Regions from separate parts of the Mus musculus genome. Here region 1 is linked to region 2. A link is a contact called in ENCODE Hi-C or POLR2A ChIA-PET data. All regions are on one chromosome and are shown on one strand. Each heading gives the region's core, a stretch centred on a gene start or an enhancer-like site at or near the end of the contact. The rest is flanking DNA. Distances are from core to core; before and after follow the strand shown. Region 1 has its middle 59 kb from the start of Gm31333. Region 2 has its middle 7.2 kb from the start of Mir6937.

The links. Hi-C counts contacts between places; a loop is a spot of excess contacts on that map. ChIA-PET counts read pairs that join two places held with the same protein, here RNA polymerase II (POLR2A).
Region 1: a loop to region 2 is called in a map of T-helper 1 cell, with 2.2 times the contacts of the local background. The contact joins two enhancer-like sites. A Hi-C loop is called at or near these places in 1 of 37 maps with a recorded cell type or tissue (T-helper 1 cell). POLR2A ChIA-PET finds 5 or more read pairs at or near these places in 1 of 5 experiments (embryonic stem cell).

The regions. Positions count from the first base shown.
Region 1 is chr12:29,080,822-29,084,162 of GRCm38, forward strand. No RefSeq gene overlaps it. Among named protein-coding and RNA genes, the nearest start is that of Gm31333, 59 kb to the right of the region's middle. Within about 2 kb of position 2,088, at least 1 of the 3 ENCODE cell types and tissues checked has a DNase peak (open chromatin) inside an H3K27ac peak, as active enhancers do.
Region 2 is chr12:28,684,767-28,688,238 of GRCm38, forward strand. No RefSeq gene overlaps it. Among named protein-coding and RNA genes, the nearest start is that of Mir6937, 7.2 kb to the left of the region's middle. Within about 2 kb of position 2,085, at least 1 of the 3 ENCODE cell types and tissues checked has a DNase peak (open chromatin) inside an H3K27ac peak, as active enhancers do.

The DNA.
Region 1 (3,341 bases), core at 838-3,337, 400 kb after region 2:
ATCGCCTCCCCAGCCTAGGCTTGATTATTTTAATAGATAGCATTTTGGTGAAATCTCATACGACTTAATTATAAAATGGCTTAGAGAGCTAGGAAGACTGAAACCTGATTTCCATGAATAAAACCACCCAAAGCAACAATGTCATGCTCATGACAAATGTAAAACTCAGTGTTGTATCTTTAATGTGTTCACACTAAAGCAGCGAATGGGACAGTGGCTATTTCACCTCCATCCATCGTTGTCCTGGAGAAGTTATCCAATACAACATAAGAAATTAAATAGCTATAGACATTGGGAAGACAGGACTAAATTTTTTGGGCATCTATCTATCTATCTATCTATCTATCTATCTATCTATCTATCTATCATCTATCTATGAGCATGCATGTGTGTATGTGTGTGCGCACATGCGCATGTGCCTATACATGCCATCACAATAATTTTAGTGGTCAGAGGACAATTTGGGGGAGCTATTTCTCTTCTTCTACCCTTTGAGTCCCAGGGATTAAACCTAGATAGTCAGGCTTTGTGACAACAAGCACCTCTATCTACTCAGCTGTTCACTGGCCTGGAAGAGACGATACTTTTAAATGTTATATTACAGAAGTCAGTCTATCAGCTGGGTGTGGTGGCACTTGCCTTTAATTCCAACACTTGGGAGGCAGTGAGTTCAAGGTCAGCCTAGTTTAGTTCCAGTTCTAAAGCTATTATACAGAGAAATCCTGTCTCAGCACACACACACACACACACACACACACACACACACACACACACACACACCAAAAACAAAAGTCAGTTTATCTTAAGAGCAATGCAATTCACCCTCCTCTCATTGCATATACAGATTCTCTAGTAAGCTGAACATCTTTTAAATTAAAAATTCACTATTTTTATTTTATTTGTATGGGTGCTTTGGCTGCATTCACAACTGTGTACCATGTGCATGCCTGGTACACTTGGAAGTAAAAGTGGGTGTTGGGTTCCCTAAAACTAGAGTTACATATGGTTGTGAGCTTCCAAGAGGGTGCTGGGAATGAAACCTAGGTCCTCTGGTAAAGCAGTTACCGTCTCTTAGCTATGCCATCGCTCTAGCCACATAAGCTGGGGATTTTAAAAATGAAATAAACAAGGCATATTTCATAATCATTAGATGGCTGAAACTTTAAAATCCTGGTAATGGACTTGTTATTAGGAAGGGGATGGTCAATTAGAAGCTTTTGATTCTAGTGAGGGTAGCCGCTGCAGAGACAGGAGCCATTTCTGCTGGTCAAGGTGACTCTGGACCCTTGCTTTCGTGAAATCTTTGAAAAGATCTGAGTGGAATGTGACAGTACCACTGACCCAGAAGTTCTATTTCCTGGCTCATAACAATGACACACCGTCTTACAAAGTGCGTAAAGACATGCAGGCCGTGAAGCTTTGCATACTCGTGGAGCATTTGTGATTTGGTGGGATGACCTGGGTGCCTTTTGGCAGGGAAATGAAGAAGCTGTTGCCTGCACATAAAACGGGTGGCACACAGCAGAGCAGCCAACAGACCAAATCAATAGAAACCAGATGAATAGATCTCAAAAGAATCATGAGTAGGAAAAGAAATGAAGAAAGACAGAGACTATAATTCTACTTACATAAAATTAAAAAAAAAACTGCCTCAGACTGTAAAATATATAGTGATATTCAGAATCAGTAAAAAAGCAGAGGGAGGGGATGCCCCAAATGCAAGGTTTGGATTGCTTATGAGAAGGCATAAAACAAACTAAAGCAAAGCAAACAGAGCTTCAAAGTGCATGGCACAGTGATGGGAGTGTGCCTTGGCAGGGGGCAAGTGGACATGCCCCTCGGTGGTGGGGCATGGCACCATCTCACTTCTTCTTCAGTAGGCTTTCCTGCATTAGAAGAAGGGCTTCATTCCAAGCACACATTATTTCTGAAGTTCCCAAGCTGGGCTTGTGCCTGCTTTATGAAAGCCGGTGACTTGTAGCTGTCAAAGCTCTGGGCTTTCCTACCCTGCTACCTGAAAAGAACTCAGCGCTAACTGGCTCCCCACCACCCTGGCCTATTACCTTCCCCTGGATTTTTTGGTACAGTCTCCCGAGTTTCTCAACTGCTGCTCTTGAAGATTTAAGTCCTAGTCCAACAATATCTGGTCTCCTTGGCTTGCTGCTCGGAACGTTTTTTTTAGTGCCTGTCAAACCCAGGAAAAAAAACGCCTGAGGTCTTCACTGCGGTGTCTGATTCCCTGGGAACTCACTGTCACCTACAGTGGCCTTGGCTGTCTTCATCCTCCTAGCTTCCTCAGTCCCTCCCCTGTCTCTTCATGTGGGCACCCCACAGTGCATCTTCTGGGAGACTCTTCTTCCAGACATATTTGGAAACTTCTGTCTTCCCTCTGGTGCTTCTGTCCCAGGGAGGCTCATTCACCTGCCATGACCTCGTAGCCCAGTCTGTCTACATTTCCTTACTTACTGCCCCCTTTTCTATCTGATACACCTTTGTTAGCTGTCTAACTTTAGGTCTAGCTCCATTCATTTGAACGGTAGCGGTTGTGTAATGACAGAGAGAGTGATCAGTGTTTTAAAATCCATTGCAGCTTAGCACTTGTAACAATAGCAAATGAGAGGGACTTAGTGGATGCTGGGTAAGGTACAGCAGGCAGATGGGAGGACACTGTAGGGACACTAGGGCAGTGTGTCCAGGACAAGCCCTGATGCTTACAGCCATATGACCTCACTGTTTACTTCTAGGAGGCTCCTTTTGTTCATGTGGAGAATGAGAATAAAACAAAGAGCATGTCTGAGTGCCTGCTCCAAGGGAGGTCCCTAAGTGGACGAAGATTGATGATGAATATGAGCAAGGGTAGTGAGGTGGAAGGAACACGCTGAGGTCATCCATGGAAGGAGGTGCTTTCTTAGACCTAGTAGCTTCACATGGAGAGTCCTGCAGAATCCAAGCTGGCATCCTGTAGAAGCTGAGACCCACAAGCTTGCTCCGGGGGAGCTATTTGCTGTGGAGTCTATCTCAGTGTCTCCCCAAACCAGTCCACAGCTTTTCTACAGTGAGCCAAGACCAGCCCCGGATGGGGGTGGGTGTCAGCCAGGCTGAGTAGGAGGCATGGAGGGAGACTGCACCTGTTCCGGGTGATGGCTCTGAGCTGTTGCAAAGGCTCTCTGCTCTGATCACACTTTCTCATCCGCAGTCAGGAAACAGGAAGCGATTTGACACAGCACACTGCATCAGTTATGATCAGCCAGGGAACATTCTCTGATAAGCACTTTCTGCCAGCCTGGGCGGGCATCCTCATCGTGGGCAATCGGCAGCAGAAAGAGGGAGAGTGGCGGCGT
Region 2 (3,472 bases), core at 835-3,334:
GCAGTTGGGTAGGCCATCAGAACCAATGAGGATGTGTAGGCTTGGGAGGAGCCTCTGGCCCAATTTGTACAGACTACATCCAAGTCTGGAGGAGGAAAGCCATTTATAATGGTGGGTGTGTGTTCCCAGATTATACAGTGAGGCTCACAGCTTCAGACACATGCTTTTCTCTTGCTCTCTCGGGTTTGGTGCTGGGGTAGAACCCATTAGGCTCCTTACTTCCTTAATAGAGCTTTGGCATCTGAAGTGGAGCCTTTTGCTTATTTTGGGCTGGAGGAGCTACAAAGATCCAAGACTCTGCAGGGTGTCCTGGGGCCTCGGGTGGGTTGGTGCTGGGCTGATCACACAATGTGATAAAAGTGTAAGTCTCACGTGGTGGACGTGGAAAGTAGGGGGTTTCATGACAGGAATTTTCCTTAATTTGCCACTGTGAGGATTTTGAGCATTTTCCAGAGGTAGAATTGTGAATAAATAGGTGAAGAATGTGGGGGGGGGGCACAGGAGTAGGTGGGCATATAAAGGGGTAGGTGGGTGGGTGGATGTGGGAGTGGCTGGATGGTGGTGGGTGGATAGATGGATATACTGGATTGATGAGTGGGAGGGTAGGAAGATGGGTTGTATTGATGAGTGGGTGGGTGGATGGAGTTGAATAGGAAGATGGGTGAGTTGATGAGTGGGCGGGTGGAGGGTGATGAATTTGATTCCTGTTCAGATGTGTGAGCTGGAACAATCATTTTTCTGAAAACTGTTTTCCTTTGGAAAGTACACTATGTAAAAGTTTTCAAAAACCTCAAATAATTTTATGGCTTATACAATACACATACACACACCCCAGCATCCTGAAGATGGTCATACAGTACTGATGTAATCCTAATGCTTTTGGCTGTGGCTGCTCAGGAGCTCTGAAATCTTTCAGTGAGGCGCAGGATTGGGTATTTATTTTAGAATGTGATTCCCTAAACTCCCCAAGCAACAAGAAATAAAACATTAACGCTATGGGATTTGTTTAGTCTCTCCCCTCTGAGGAGAGCCTGAGCTATTGGTATCTCAGCTCAGAGCTCTTTTTGAGGTAGGTTTCCCGTTCTGACTGTAGCTGTGGGTAGGTGGTGTGACACTGTGGCCTTGCTGCTTTGATGGTAAGCAGAGTGTGAGCTGGAGGCTCTTGATCACTGACACGTGGATGACACTGGATGCCCTGAAATCTTTATGGGTCAGTGAGGTCAAGGGCAGTCTGCACAGCTGTCCGCTAGAGGTCTAGGTCTGTGCCATCCCTGAAGGGAAACCCATCTGTAGGTACCAGCTTACCTGTAGCAATACAACCCTGTTGTTGGTCACAGCCAATAAATCCAGCTCTTCCCATCAGCCATTAAGTCTGGGATATGCTCTATGCCAAGAGTCTCATGTATGGAGGATCTCTAGTTAGTGGTATTGCTGAGTGATTTAATCACATGGGCTCTAGCTACACTAGGGAATTAATGATCATTGATAGTTTCCAGCATGGAGACTGAACCCATAGCCTTGAACATTCTAGGAATGTAACCTGCCTCTGAGCTATATGCCCAACTTACTGCTGTCCCTTGTCATTATGCTTCAATGGGTTAAATGTGCTTGTCTGTGTCAGCTGTTACAGAAAGCTCTCCTGTCCAAAGTCCACACACCTGTCTGGCAGACAGATCGATGCAATCAGCGATTGGCCTTGCTGTCTATACATCTTTCAGCCTGGCCAGTCGTTCATTAATCCTGATGGCTCTCAGGCGCCCTGGCATAATTGATTATTGCTTCTCCAGGAGAACAAAGGAGGCTTGTCATCCAAGAGCACAGGGGTGCCCGCAGGGCCAGGGCCAGAGATGCTTTCAGGGGCTTGTCTTCCACCCCGTCCCTCCCCCAGAGCAGGACTTTAGACCACACAGGGACATCATCTAGGACAGTGATACTAGTGGCTGTGTTGGCTTCTCCACTCCATGCTTACTGTGACCTTGCTGAGGAGAGGCATTGCAGATTCATTCATGCCTGAGATGGACACTCACGAGCTTCCAGGGCTGTGAATGGTAAGATCCTCGCAGCCAGGTTCCACATAGGAACAAGGATGGGCAATAGGACAAAATTTTTGGGAGAGCAGAGCCAGGAACACTAGTGAGTGGGTGCAGCTGGTTCTCAGTGGATTATACGCTGCTGACACACCAGAAGTGAGGCAGCTCCTCTGCAGAGTCAGGAGTCTCAGGTTGTCAAAAGAAACACCACAGACTGGGAGACTCTGAGACTGGAGGCTGGCTATCTTGAACTTGAGATCAACATTTCCGGGGCTGAAGATATGGCTCAGCCGGTAAGAGCACTGACTGCTCTTCTGAAGGTCCTGAGTTCAAATCCCAGCAACTACATGGTGGCTCACAACCATCTGTAATGAGATCTGATGCCCTTTTCTGGTGTGTCTGAAGGCAGCTACAGTGTACTTATGTATAATAAAAAATTTTTTTTTTAAAGAGATCAACATTTCCATCATAGGGTTGGGCCTCCTGGGGTCACCTTACAACTGCGCTACTGTGTCCTCCAGAGTATGCCAGTGCTTCAGCCTTATACAGGGTCCTACTTAATTCTAATTAGCTCTGCCCCATCTCCAAATCCAGTCACCCTGGGCAACAAGAACTTTAGTTGTATGCATATTGTGGATATTTAGTTCTAATGATGGAAAGTCCAGCAGACCAAGGCTCTGGGGAAAGACCAGGGCTGATGGCCCCTGTGGCTGGGATGGTAGAGAGGGAACAGGTCTTGGTGGAAGCAGACTGTGCAGGCTTCCGTTTGCTCTGCAGTAGGGGCCTGGCTCTCCCCTCAAGGTAGAATCTGGGGAGTTCAGGGAGAGAGAAGGCCGGGTCTGACAGAGCGCTGGGGAGGGACAGGACCAGTTAAGAAGTGGTCCAAGCAGGGTGTGGTAACACAGACATGGAATCCCAGCACTCTGGAGGTGGAGGCAGGAGAACCCAGTGTTCCATGTGTGTCTGGTTCCCTACGTAGGGTAGAACTGTCTCAAACAACAAAATAAATGGCTATGCTCAGTGCAGGGAATGTGTTCTTCTCTGTCACTATGCTGGTTGGTTCGTGTCAACTTGACAGACACAGGCTTTCCTGGGAAGAGGGACTCTTAATTGAGAAAATGATTTTCTAAGGTTGGCTCATAGGCAAGTCTGTAGGGCATTTTCTTGATTAACGTAACGATTGACGTGGGAGGGCTCAGCTCACTGTGGGTGGGGGTAAGAAAACAGGTAGTCCTGGGTGGTGTAAGAAAACAGGCTGAGCAAGTCAGTACACCAGTGTTCCTTTGTGGGTTCTGCTTCAGTTTACTGTCCCAAGGTTTCTGCCCTGATTTCCCTCCATGATAGATTGCAACCCTGGAGATGAAATAAAAATCTTACCTTCCCAAAAGATTCTGATGTTTATCACAGCAATAGAAACATAAGTCACGCAGGCTTCCCTTTTC